2 separate regions of the Homo sapiens genome follow, and region 2 is linked to region 1. The links are chromatin contacts, found by Hi-C or POLR2A ChIA-PET in ENCODE. All regions are on one chromosome and are shown on one strand. Each heading gives the region's core, a stretch centred on a gene start or an enhancer-like site at or near the end of the contact. The rest is flanking DNA. Distances are from core to core; before and after follow the strand shown. Region 1 overlaps BTG2 (BTG anti-proliferation factor 2). Region 2 has its middle 33 kb from the start of BMNCR.

Evidence for each region. Hi-C counts contacts between places; a loop is a spot of excess contacts on that map. ChIA-PET counts read pairs that join two places held with the same protein, here RNA polymerase II (POLR2A). Pooled maps may share reads with other maps.
Region 2: a loop to region 1 is called in a pooled map, with 2.3 times the contacts of the local background. The contact joins two enhancer-like sites. A Hi-C loop is called at or near these places in 3 of 50 pooled maps. POLR2A ChIA-PET finds 5 or more read pairs at or near these places in 6 of 52 experiments (A549, AG04449, BJ and 3 more).

Annotation. Positions count from the first base shown.
Region 1 is chr1:203,307,141-203,313,392 of GRCh38, reverse strand. BTG2 (BTG anti-proliferation factor 2) reads right to left here. Exons shown (of 2, transcript NM_006763.3): 2 at 3,791-6,252. The coding sequence ends at 5,955. Among named protein-coding and RNA genes, the nearest start is that of BTG2, 4.7 kb to the right of the region's middle. RefSeq lists a cis regulatory region at 1,113-1,708 and enhancers at 4,712-5,654, 5,999-6,238, 5,655-6,252. Within about 2 kb of position 3,477, at least 3 of the 41 ENCODE cell types and tissues checked have a DNase peak (open chromatin) inside an H3K27ac peak, as active enhancers do.
Region 2 is chr1:203,437,762-203,444,013 of GRCh38, reverse strand. No RefSeq gene overlaps it. Among named protein-coding and RNA genes, the nearest start is that of BMNCR, 33 kb to the right of the region's middle. RefSeq lists an enhancer at 2,866-3,075. Within about 2 kb of position 3,038, at least 10 of the 41 ENCODE cell types and tissues checked have a DNase peak (open chromatin) inside an H3K27ac peak, as active enhancers do.

The DNA.
Region 1 (6,252 bases), core at 2,228-4,727:
CCAAATTACCTTACCTTTCAGTTCAACTAATTGAAAATAATGATAATAATGGTGCTAATTTGCCCCCCCAGTGATTGGCAGTATAATGGGGATGGATGATTTAGAATCAAAAGCTGAAAAAGGCTGGGCAAGAACCGTAATCCCAGCAGTTTGGGAGGCTAAGACAGGAGGATTACTTGACGCCAGGAGTTTGAGACCAGCCCAGGCAACATAGCAAGACCCCATCTCTAAAAAAAATAACAAAAAATTAGCCAGGAGAGGTGGCTCACACCTGTAGTCCCAGCTACTTGGGAAGCTGAGGCAGGGGGATCACCTGAGCCTCGGAGATGAAGGCCGCAGTGAGCTGTGATCATACCACTATACTACAGCCTGAGCAACAGAGTGCAACCTTGTCTCAATAAATAAATAAATAAATAAATAGCCAAAGAAAAGAACGTAGGTCATTTAATCCAAAACTCTAATTTTTTTTTTTTTTTTTTTTTTTAAACGGCGTCTCACTCTGTTGCCCGGGCTGGAGTGAGTGCAGTGGCGCAATCTTGGCTTACTGCAACCTTGGCCTCCCGGGTTCAAGTGATTCTCCTGCCTCAAGTAGCTGGGATTACATGCACCCGCCACTATGCCCAGCTAATTTTTTGTATTTTTAGTAGAGACGGGGTTTCACCATGTTGGCCGGGCTGGTCTCGAACTCCTGACCTCGTGATTCGCCCACCTCAGCCTCCCAAAATGCTGAGATTACAGGCATGAGCCACCATTCCCAGTTTTTTTTTTTTGTTTTTTAAGACGGAGTCTTGCTTTGTCGCCCAGGCTACAGTGCAGTGGCTCAATCTCGGCTACTACAACCTCTGCCTCCCGGGTTCAAGTGATTCTGTTGCCTCAGCCTCCCAAGTAGCTGGGACTACAGGCACGCACCACTACACCTGACTAATTTTTGTATTTTTAGTAGAGACAGGGTTTCACCATGTTGGCCAGGCTGGTCTTGAGCTCTTGGCCTCAAGTGATCCATCTGCCTCGGCCTCCCAAAGTGCTGGGATTACAGGCATGAGCCACTGCACCCAGCCAACTCCCTAATTTTTAAGACAGAAAAGCTGAGGAGCTTGTCCAGACTCACATGGCTAGTTAAGAAGTACCAGGACCACAACCCATACATTCTTCCTCCCAGTCCAGAACTCTTTCTGTTGCACCAATCTTTGTTGGGCCAGGGATGCTGTGTTGGCCTGGAAGCCAGGACACCTGAGTCCTCACCTTCCTTACCAAAGGCTCCTTACAGGAGTCAGGCCTACAGAAGTGGGTTTCTTCCTCCTGGGACTTGTTTGTTGCAGCACCAAGGACTCCTCCACCCAGAACTCCTTATCAGGATCCAGGATGGGCTCTTAATCTGCAGCATGCAGAGCCTTGTCTACACTCTCTGGGGAGGTGCATTATCATTCAAAAACAGCTGACTGACCACAGGTCTCCCAGGCTGGCACTGCTTACCAAGTGGAGAAGATGGAAGCAGAACAGACCAACCAATGCCTAGTCCCTGAACACATGAAAGCCACCAACTGCAACTCTTCAAGCAATTTCAGGCCAGAGCCCCTGTAACCCCAGGTAGCCAATGGGTATGCTCCAGTTCTACTGAAATTGGTTCATATCAAAAAAGAAAACACATTGCTTGACCACAGAACCCTCTCATGTAAATTGAGGGACTACTAGTTTACCAACAGCCGAGAGTGGCCCTGAGGTGAATCTGCCATGCTGTGGCTTCCCTGACTTGAAGACACACGTGGGTGAAGGGTCCCCTCAGTCTCCAGACAACCTTCCCCGAATTTCAGGCTTTCCACTAAACAAGGAAATATCCTTCATGAGCTAGGCCTTTTAGGAATCAGGAAGATAGATGCTGACTTTGTACCATACACTCAAAAGAGGGTGGGCAAAAATTCCTCAACCCTAACTAACCCTGTCCTTACATCCAAAAAAGTAGGTCTTTTTAAACAAGTGTCTAGGACATTTATTTCAGAAGCTACAAATAAAAATGGGACTACTCCTTTCAGTAACAACCCCTTGATACAATGAGTCTTAACCAAATTCTATTTATGATACAGATGACCTGGCCTTCCCTAACCCCATCCCTGGCTCCCCTACCCTCCTCACTCAACACAGGCATAGCACACACAGCCTCCCTGGGCTACTTCCAACATAGCACATCTAGGGAAAACTGTATGTTTGTTGATAAAGGTCATGGAGGTAAGAAATGAAGTTGGGGGAGTTGTCACTGTATATGAAGCAACATGTGTAAAGTTTAGTTTAAATACAGGTCACCGCCAGCTGCGGTGGCTCACACCTGTAATCCCAGCACTTTGGGAGGCCGAGGAGGGTGGATCACCTCAGGTCAGGAGTTCGAGACCATCCTGGCTAACATGGTGAAACCCCGTCTCTACTAAAAGTACAAAAATTAGCCAGGCATGGTGGCAGGCATCTGTAATCCCAGCTACTCCAGAGGCTGAGGCAGGAGAATCACTTGAACCCGGAAGGCGGAGGTTGCAGTGAGCCAAGATCGTACTACTGCACTCCAGCCTGGACGACAAGAGCGAGTGAGACTACGTCTCAAAAAAGAAAAGAAAAGAAATAAATAAATAAACAAATAAATACAGCTCACCTACAGCCAAGAAAAAACTAGACCAGGCTGGGAATGTACTTGCCCTCAGTGGGAAACTCTGGGCTTGTGTCAAAAATCTCATGGAAAGAACTCAAAAGTCAGGGAAGATAAAAACTGTTATTTCCTTGCATGTAACCAAAGGGAGTTACAAATTGGTAACAAACTTTTGGCTCTCACTCCAGTGTTTGCTGTCAGAAGTAGCTGCTCTCTAGCTAACCTGTAGCATTGGCATTCAGCTCCAGTGCATAGATCCTGAGGCCTAGCTGCTCTTGTCTAACAAGACAAGTATGGTGGATAGCAAATGACAGCCCCAGAGATGACAAGAGCACCTTTTCTGGGAATTGCCAACAATCCTGCCTTAGCCTGGGAAGGAGTTCATTACCCGCTGCTTACCAAACCCTGGTCTGTGAGACAGGCTGTGTCTCAAGGATTTTTAATAAGTTCAGTGCCTAGCACTTACTGACAATACATGCTTGCTAAATGAATAACTGACTGAATGAATGAATGAATGAAATGAACGACTATCAAAAACAAGATGCATAAGATGGAGATCTGGCTAGACTAGGGAATGTTCAGACTAGAACCCTGTTACTTCTAGCATCTTCACAGGGAAATTAGAATCCTCATTAAAGGTGGAAGTAGGTTGGGCGCGGTGGCTCACGCCTGTAATCCCAGCACTTTCGGAGGCAGAGGCAGGGGGATCACTTGAACTTAGGAGTTTGAGACCAGCCTGGACAACATGGCAAAACCCCGTCCCTACAAAAAATACAAAAATCAGCTGGGCCTGATGGCACATGCCTGCAATCTCAGCTACTCAAGAGGCAGAGGTGGGAGAATTATTTGAGCCCAGGAGGCAGAGGTTGCAATGAGCTGAGATTGCACCACTGCACTCCAGCCTGAGTGACAAAACTGTCTCAAAACAAACAAACAAACAAACAAAACGGAGGGAAGTAAGGAGCTACTTTCCAGGAAAGAGGGGATGCTTGGAAATGGCCCAGCCATACAACCAGATTTTTCTTTTATACCACCCACATGCTATAGATTGTCTGAGTGCAAGTGAGGAGAAATACTATTAAACACAAAGAAAGGATTTGGATCTGAAAGGGAAACACAAATGTACAACGTGAGGATTTTAACTTCTCTACACCACACAAGTTTATCCTACTACATTTTTATTAAAGTAACAAAAAGGTGTACATTTGTCCATAAGCTGTACATTCTTCCATATAAAAACACTATCATACAATTAGTAACCTTTGTCTTTTCTGTCAGAATAGCTTACAAACATACTACTACTATTTATTTTTACTTAATAGGAGAGACAGGCCTGCTCAACAGTCCAGCTCAGGGGTTTTGTTGTTTTTAAAGTGAACATCATAAAGAAGAGAAGAGAGACAAGATTAAGCATGAGACCATGAGGCTGCTTCTAAAAAGGCAGGGACCTGTTTGCAGACAAGATGCAAGAACACAGCCTGCAGTGATTCACAGCTTTGTTTCAACCCACAAACCAGAAAATTAGCTCTTGGGTCTGTGGGCCCAAAGTGAACTTTAAAGCAATAAAGACTGGAAGCAGGTCTGGGAAGGCAATACAAAATGTGGAGAGTTGAAAAGGAGGCAGAGCTGGCAGGAATGGGTAGGGAGAGTGTTTGGTAAATAGCACCTTTGAGTCAAAATTGAGCAGTTTAGAAATCCAGGAAAGGGGACTGGCTGTGGGGAGGAGAACCTGGGGGTAGAGGAAGTGGGGTGAAGATTCCTCACTAAGGGGCAACAGCAGGAGGGTGGCCATCCTGGCCAAATGCCCTAGCCCTGTCCTTCTTAAGGTGATTCGGTTTGGGAAACTCGAGGTCTTTTGAGGACCCCTCATCAATGTCACTGAGAAATTGAAGGAAGGGAGTTTCTTCCCAGTGTAGCTTTCCACTTTTCTCCAACCCACAACAGTATATATTGCACAAGTCTACGACAAATTTGGATTGTACTGAGACAGACAGCAACCTTTCCCACAGGTGCTCTGAGCACCAGGGAGAAAAAACAGTGCCCAAGGTTTGGCTTTTATTTAGTGTCGGCCCTACAAGAATACCAAGTAGTCTTGCAGAACATGGGGCACTCTCCCATTCAGCCAAGGAATACATGCAAGGCTGACTAGCCAGCCATCATCCCAAGGAGAGCAGGAGAGATGGTTCCCTAAGCCCACCAGGGCATCAGGAGGTTCTGATAGCCAGTTTTCCTCCAGACCCTCCTGGGACCCAGGGGGCATATTGCACAGTGACTGAGAACTCTTGTCCTAGAAAATACGGTAGCTCTATGACCCGACCAGAAGGGAAGGGGGAGGGGAGGGTTAGAGGAGAGTTGTGCTTTTGAAAAGAAGGCAGTAATAAAGGACCTGGAGTTCCCTGTAGCTTTTGAGCCACCTCTCAAAGGGATCATGGCAGCAGCATCAAGACTTTCATGTGGTTCCAAAAGGAAGAGTTTTGGCCAAAAAACATCCCCAGTGGATACTCTTTGGGTCCCAAAATTTCATTGCAAATCACCCCCAAATTATTTGCCACACATACACACAAAGCAGCACTAGCAAAGCAAAGGTTTTGTGCAGAGTTCCCTTCCATCCTAACCCCAATAACCTCCAGTTCCCTCCTCCCCCCCCTCAGAAAACCCAAAGCTTTAGATTCCTGGCTGGAAAGCAACATCTACAGGCCCCTGAGGGTAGAATTAGAAACAAGTCATGATTTCAAGAAAAGCAGCTTAGGACAGTAGGAATCAGGAGAGGCCTTTTCACTCTCTGCCCAGGACCTCATTAGAAAAATAAAAGAAAAGATAACATAGTATTGTTTAAGTCCAGGCATGAATGCCCCTGAGTAATAGAGGAGCCAGGGATGCAGGTGTCTGGCTGGGGGAGACAGAGAGCTCTGAACTTGGCCTCTCTTCCTCCCCCAGGGCAAATCCCGACCTCTCTGTTCACAGTTGCTAACCTTGCTTGCTCCCTCTCACATCTTCCTGGGGTGCTAGCCAAACGTCTCCCACTTCTCCTTGGCTAGGTCTACCCCCTAACAGCTCCCCCTCCTATAGGCAGACACTGGCTCACAGACTCAAGCACGCAACAGTTCTCTCCAAAGGCACCTGGGGAGGCCACTTCCAAGCAGCTCCCTTGAAGGATTTTTTTTCTTAAAAAAAACTTTTGGTTTCTTTTCCTCCTTTCTTAAAAAAAAATAATATATATAAATAGCTCTTCATTTAAAAATACAGTTCCCCAGGTTGAGGTATGTGGTGGCCTGTTGTCACGGCAGCATGAGCACGGCGGCGCCCAGGGCGGGGGCGGAAGGGCCTAGCTGGAGACTGCCATCACGTAGTTCTTGGAGGGGCTGCTCCGGCCCAGCAGCACTTGGTTCTTGCAGGTGAGGAGCCCACAGGAGGCGGCCAGTGGGGCCTCCTCGTACAAGACGCAGATGGAGCCGTCCTCCCCAATGCGGTAGGACACCTCATAGGGGTCCACCCACAGGGTCAGCTCGCTGGGCAGCAGCTGGTGCAGCTGGGGCTGGCTGAGTCCGATCTGGCTGGCCACCCTGCTGATGATGGGGTCCATCTTGTGGTTGATGCGAATGCAGCGGTAGCCGGAGCCCTTG
Region 2 (6,252 bases), core at 1,789-4,288, 130 kb before region 1:
AGACAGTCCATGATTATTGTTGTTTTAAGTCATTAATATTCAAGGTAATTGTTATGTAGCTTCAGCTAATATAGACCTATTCCTGAGGCTTAGGACAAAATGAGAATAGACCCAGTTTGGGGGCTCCAGGAACCTAGAGTCTCTAGGTGACCAAGCAGACATTAACACAATCAACAGCATACGGTAAGTATTTAATCCAGTCAGAATACACTAGCAAGAAGGGTCGGTCAGGGATATGCTGACCATATCTTTCCAACTCAGAATCGGGACAATTGACTAATAGTAGACCATTGTAGCTTGGAATTGGGACAAAATATTTGAATCAGGGCTGACTACAATAGTATATAAGATATATGGTCACTTTGTCCAAAAATTGTTCTGCCCAGTTGGGGCTTTGAGTGATCTGGAAGAGCTCCCTGGAGTGACAGCAATTATGATGGGGAAACAACATGACTATCTGAGGGTTTCTGGCCATTTCCCTCTTTCCTGCCTAGGAAAGAGGATACTCAGTCATCGTTTCCTTTCCTCTCTCCAGGGAGGGTCTTGCCTAGCCAGGTTGTATATGCAGGGCTTTTGTGTTGCAGAATCAGGAGGAAAAGGGAGAAAAGAAGGAGAAAGCGTGTGTGGTTAGAGCTGGAAAAGGAGTTTGGGAGGTGGGAGTTTTGGAAAGGAGAGGTGCCAGATCAGATCTGATATGTACAGAAATAAATGGGAGAGAAAAATTAGGACCTTGAGAAGTACTGTTCTGGCCTACCCCATCCTCTTCATTGCATCAGAGAAGGTGTACCAATAACTTGAGTTTTTCTGAAATATTTTTTGGTTGCTGGACTGAGTTTATTTGGTGACAACCACTTTGAGACTGGACCATGTGGGTGATGGGGCTCTAAGTGTCTCTGCAATGAGTAGCAGAGAGGAATGGGGTGTGGTGGGTGGCTCTGGGCATATGAGACAGTCGGTCAGTGGCTATGAGGGGAAGAGGATGGAAGCCAAGGAACTGTTCATTTGTTCCAGAATTGGAAGTCAGCGTGACTTATGACCTGCAGAATTTGGGCTGTCCCGGGCCCAGCTGCGTCCAGATGAGTGCAAGGAGCTCAAAGGCTCGGGGCTTTTAGAAGCCTTGTTTGTGGCATCACTGCCCACTCTAGTGTAGCCCCGGGACGGGAGGGGCTTGTCAAGAGCTTGACCTTCCCCTTCTCAAAACAGAGGGATCTGGGGCTGGAGGGAGAAGAGGTTTGCTGGGCCTGATAGTGGACGCAGAAGTACAGAAGTAAAGACAGGAAGGAAAAAACAACTGATAGAGAGGGGCGCGTAAAGAGCTGCTTCGGGTTCCTGAAATATTCCAAGGGATTGTGAGTTCCCCAAGAGCACGGACTGGCCCTTATTCATGTTTGTTCTTCAGACTTTACATCATGCCTGACATGTAATTGCTCCATAAATAATTTAGAGGGAGAGAAGAAGGGAGGCAGGGAAGGAAGGTGGGAGAGAGGAATAGAAGGAGGAAGGCAGGGAGGATAGGAAAGAAGGAGGAGGAGAGAGGTTGGTTGGTTTTCTAACTTCCTCTCAAAATTAATTGGCTACCTAACTGAAACATAACATTATTCTCACTGCATCTAATTTCTCCTGGAGCTAGAGCTGGTATAGGGGACCCCGATGTCAGTCTTAAAATTCTAGAATTCTGGAGCTCAAGTTCTCTTGTCTCCACTAGTGGATCCAGCCTCCTCTCTCTCAGGTAAGCTGCTGACAGAGGGTTAGGGACCATTTGGAATCACACAGACCTGGATTCAAATCCCCACTCCATCACTTTAGTCTTGGATACTCAAGCAAATTACTTGAACTCCTTACAGAGGCCGAGATTCTTGTAACAGCAGCATGGATCCTTGCTGCGATGAGGATTAAGCGGAATGTGTCACTGAAAATGAAATGAAATGAGAAGCCCCTAATCCAGCCCCTAGCTCGTGGATCTCAGGAAGGGCCTGCAGGCTTCCTTCTCTCTGGTGGATAAATATAGCCCCTGCTCACTTTCCCTGCCCTCGGACTGTCCCTTATCCTTTGATCCCTCCAAGCTGCCTTTTTCCTCCATCCTCCTTGTCTCTAATCCTGTGTCCTCCTGGCCTTTCCCGGTTTGGTTACTGCTCGCTGGAGCTGTTTTCCCCTGCTGCATCTCTGTCTCTCGCTCCAGCTTAGCCTCCTTGGTAGGGTACCGGCAGTGTCCCTCCAGGAGGCTCATGCCCTAGAAGGTGAGGGACCAGCAGACAGCTCAGAGATGAGCCAAGAGGGATAGAACTGCCCATCCCAGGGCTTCTGGGGGGTGAACACCCGTGTCTTTCCAGCAGCTACACATAGCTGGTTATTCAGGAAAAAACAAAAAATAAAATGTAAAGATGTAGGCTCCTGCATTCCACAGCATTCCAGGGCTCTGCCTCAGTCAGGGAGAACCCCACTCCTCCTGCAGCCTTGCGCCTCAGCCCTTCACCTTAGCCTCTGTGGCTCCTTGGCCTCCGTTCCCTTTGCCTCTGCTCTCCATGCCTCTGCCTAGAGCAGGGACCGTCTCTGGAGACAGTGAGTGGGTCCTGAAGGTGGAAGAATTTCACAGGATGCCCCAGCCCCAATCTGGGCATTTAGACTAATCTCAGAAGAGTTGAATTCTGTTCTTAAAGTTGCACTGGGCAAGATACGCCCATGAGAAGGGGGTGGGTGTCTGCCTGATTTGGCAGAGGATGACACAGGGACCCAGGGCTGACCTGAGGACGAGTGTACCACGCTGTCAGGCAAAAACCCAGAGAGCCCAGGTCACATGTCAGAGAAAGGGCTTTAACATGGGATTCTTACACCATGGAGCCCAAGGCTCACCTCCATGCAAGGGAAGGAACAACACCCTATGGGGACAAAGGCTTCTGAGCCCTTTAGTTAATGGGACAAAAGCCTTCAGGAGGAGTGAGATCACGGCCTGCTTTCTGTCCACCGTGGGGCACCCGTGCACTTCAAGGAAGGCCCAGGAGGAGCTGCCAGCACAGCTCTGTCCAGGGTGAGGAGTGAGTGGCTTGCAGAGGAGCCACTCCACGATGCCCTGGCAAGCCCCTGTCACATTCCAGAGCACAGAGGACCACGAACTCCCAGCTTGGCTCAAGGCATGCGGGGCTGGCACACAGCCCAGGCATTTCCTCCCCTCCCATCCCTCTTTCTCATTCTCTTTCTGCATCCTGGTGCTAAAGGTTCTGCTGGAGCTTCCGTCTCTCTTCTCTGCAGAGGGAGAATAGGGAAAGGAGTGGGTGTCAGCTGGGAGAAATTTCCACTCAGTTTAATGTTGCTGGAAATCCAGACATCTCTAAAATATGGGCTGAGGACCCCCACGTGCCCAGCACTGTGCCAGCCAGCCCCAGAATGCAGAGATGAAGAAGAGCTGTCTATTGAGGACAGAGGAGACTGCTTATGGATGTGTCCTTGACAGCCACCTTGGCTGGGCACGTGGAAGAGATCACAGGAGGCAATGTCAGTGAGGGTTGTGCACCACTGCACCCTGCAAGCTGCCTGAGGGTGGGCCCACCTAGCACAGTGCCTGGCCTGCTGGAGGAGCTCAGTACACATTTGTTGAGTGAATTAGTGGAATGAGGTAGTTTAGGAAGGCTTTCTGGAGGAAAGAAAATCTGAACAGGGCCCAGAGAGGATGGGTGGAATTTGACCAGGCCAAGTAGAAAGGAATGTATCCTGTGCGGCAGAGAGCCCTAAAAGGAGAGGTAAGGAAGGGGACAGTCCACAGTAGGCTGTTCTAGACAGGAGCATGGGGAACAGCTCCTTTGTTACTCTCAGGATAAAGCCAGGCCCCCCGGTTCACTCGCAAGATCCTTCTCATCTGGCTCTGCCCACCCTTCATTACTGCCTCTTCCCACAGCACCCTGGTCCTCTATTCCAGCTGACTCAAGCATTTATTTGCAATCCATGGGACAAGACCCTTGCTCTCTCTCCTCCAGGCCTGTGAACAACTCTCCTCCCCTCTGCCAGGAAGGCCTCCACCTGTACCTCTCCCTGTCTCTCCAGCTCCTCCTGACACCATTGATCTCTCCTGACACCAGTGGTCTCTCCTGCGAGGACCTCACCTTCTGAAGTCAGGTTGGTCACTGTTCCTAAGTGCAACATGCCTCTCTCTGCTTGCCGCATGCTCATGCCATCCCCATGAATTGTTATTCCTGGTCTGTCTCCCCCTAGACAGGTCCTAGACTGAACCATGGTCATGGTCCTAGACTGGTCATGTTCCAGTGCACCAGATTCCCCACTCCGAGATGATCGATTACAGTCAGAGACAATTAACTACGGCTTCAGCAATGTGTGAGAGGCAGCCAGCATCAAGGGAGGCAAAGCACAGCCGTCAAAACAGAGATCACACAGTCCCAAACAGCCTCGACCCTGGCTCACATAAACTTTCCCGTCTCTAAGTGGGAGAGGCAGGCTGATGCAGCCATGGCTTTCAAAGCTTTTCCATAAGATGTTAGTGATTTCTGATCACACTTGGCAAACATCCTTTGTGGGTGTGGATTTCTGATTAGCCTGTAAATTCCTTGGAGCTGAAGAATCAAGTCCAATTCTCCTTTGTATTATCAGTTAAACATCACACCGGGCACATGGGAGGCTTAATAAAGAATTATTTCTTTATTTGGTTAACTACTTATTCATTGATCAAACTCACTTAAGGCAATGTCATTATAATTTCCAGTCTTGACTTCAATCTTGAACAGGCTGCAGGAACGGTTCTCACACCTAGAGCTTATGCCCAGAAGATTACATAATACCAGCAGTAGGAAATGAGAAGCTACAGTAGTAAATGGGAAGTCAGTTTCCAGCTAAATTCCATATGCTCAGAGGTGGAAAAGGCTTTAGAGAGCATCTAGCCCCCACCCTCACTTTATAAGATGGGAAACTGAGACTGTGATATGGAAATTATTTGTCCAAGGTCACAGGACATCATTTACTTGTTGGATCCAGTTGTTTGACCTTGGTCTTTGAGGTTCAGTCTTCTCTCCATTATACCATTTCAGCTTCCTCTACCACCAGTAAGAATCCTCCAACTGCCCATTCCCAAGAAGGAGCCTGGTAGAAAGACCATGGATATTTGTGTCAAACCTGAGTTCAAATCCTGATTCTGCTACTTAATTGCCATTCAACTAAGAGAGCCTTGTATATTACTCAAATTACCCACTTGTGAAACAGAGAAATAGCACCTACTTTGGAGGGCTGGAGTGTGAATTACAGATGGGATAATGTCTGCAGCGTGCCCAGCCCTGTGCTTGATATGGTGGCTCTCAATAAATGTCAGTTCTGCCCCTTCCTCTGGTTCTTAGAGTTGTTTTGCCTTCTCTGTCTTTTCCCTCTTAGAAAATCTTAAGGTCTACTTAGAAGGGCCTCTCAGAGGTCTTTTGGCCCACTTCCCTGCATGTATTTAGGGCTGACCCCTCTCTTCCCTCTAAAGCATTTCATCCTATCCTGGAACTTCTAAAGAAGGCATTTCACTGTATAACTCAGGCTAGTGGATAAAAGTTAGGTAGGGCCTCTCTTCTTCCTCCCATCTAGCCCAATACTTCCTACTGCAATTTAGGAATGAAGTTATTTTCTCTGTTTTGCTTTCCAGGAGGATGCAAAAATATTTTTTTCCTTCTTCCCTTCTTTTTCCACCATATCTGTTTATTTTTTCTTCAATATCCTGATTTCTCCTCCTTTTCTCCTTCCCCTGGGCTTTTAGAACTACCCCCACCCCTCTCTCTGTGCCCCTGTCCCTGTCTTTTCTTTTCAGATGGGCAGCGGACTGATGATATCCCGCATATTAGGGTGGCCCCTCCCACATCCCATTCCCGCCCAGACATCTCAGCCCTGCTCAATGCCCGCCTCTGGCGGAGACCTTATCTCTGCCCACCACACCGCAGCTCCAGCTGCCGTCCTGGGCAGACTGAAACCAAACAGCTAGGGTGAGTCTGTATTGGATCCTGATGGCTGGCTGACCCAGCTGCCTGCTCCCGGGAGAAGTAGGATGAGGGGACAGGTGGAAGTTGAGGCCGCCTTCCTAGCTCCTCTGACAAATGCCAAAGGGACCTGTAGAGCCTCCTGCCATTCCACAGGGTGGGTGCTACTAGCTCTCCTTCTCCCAGACCCCTCTCCTTGACTGTGCTGGCCTCATTGCCAGAAAAATTCCAGGGCAGGTGGAGGCAATCTGCCTGGAAAACAAACCCGGTGCCAAGCCACTGCAGGATGGGCCAAAGGATTTCG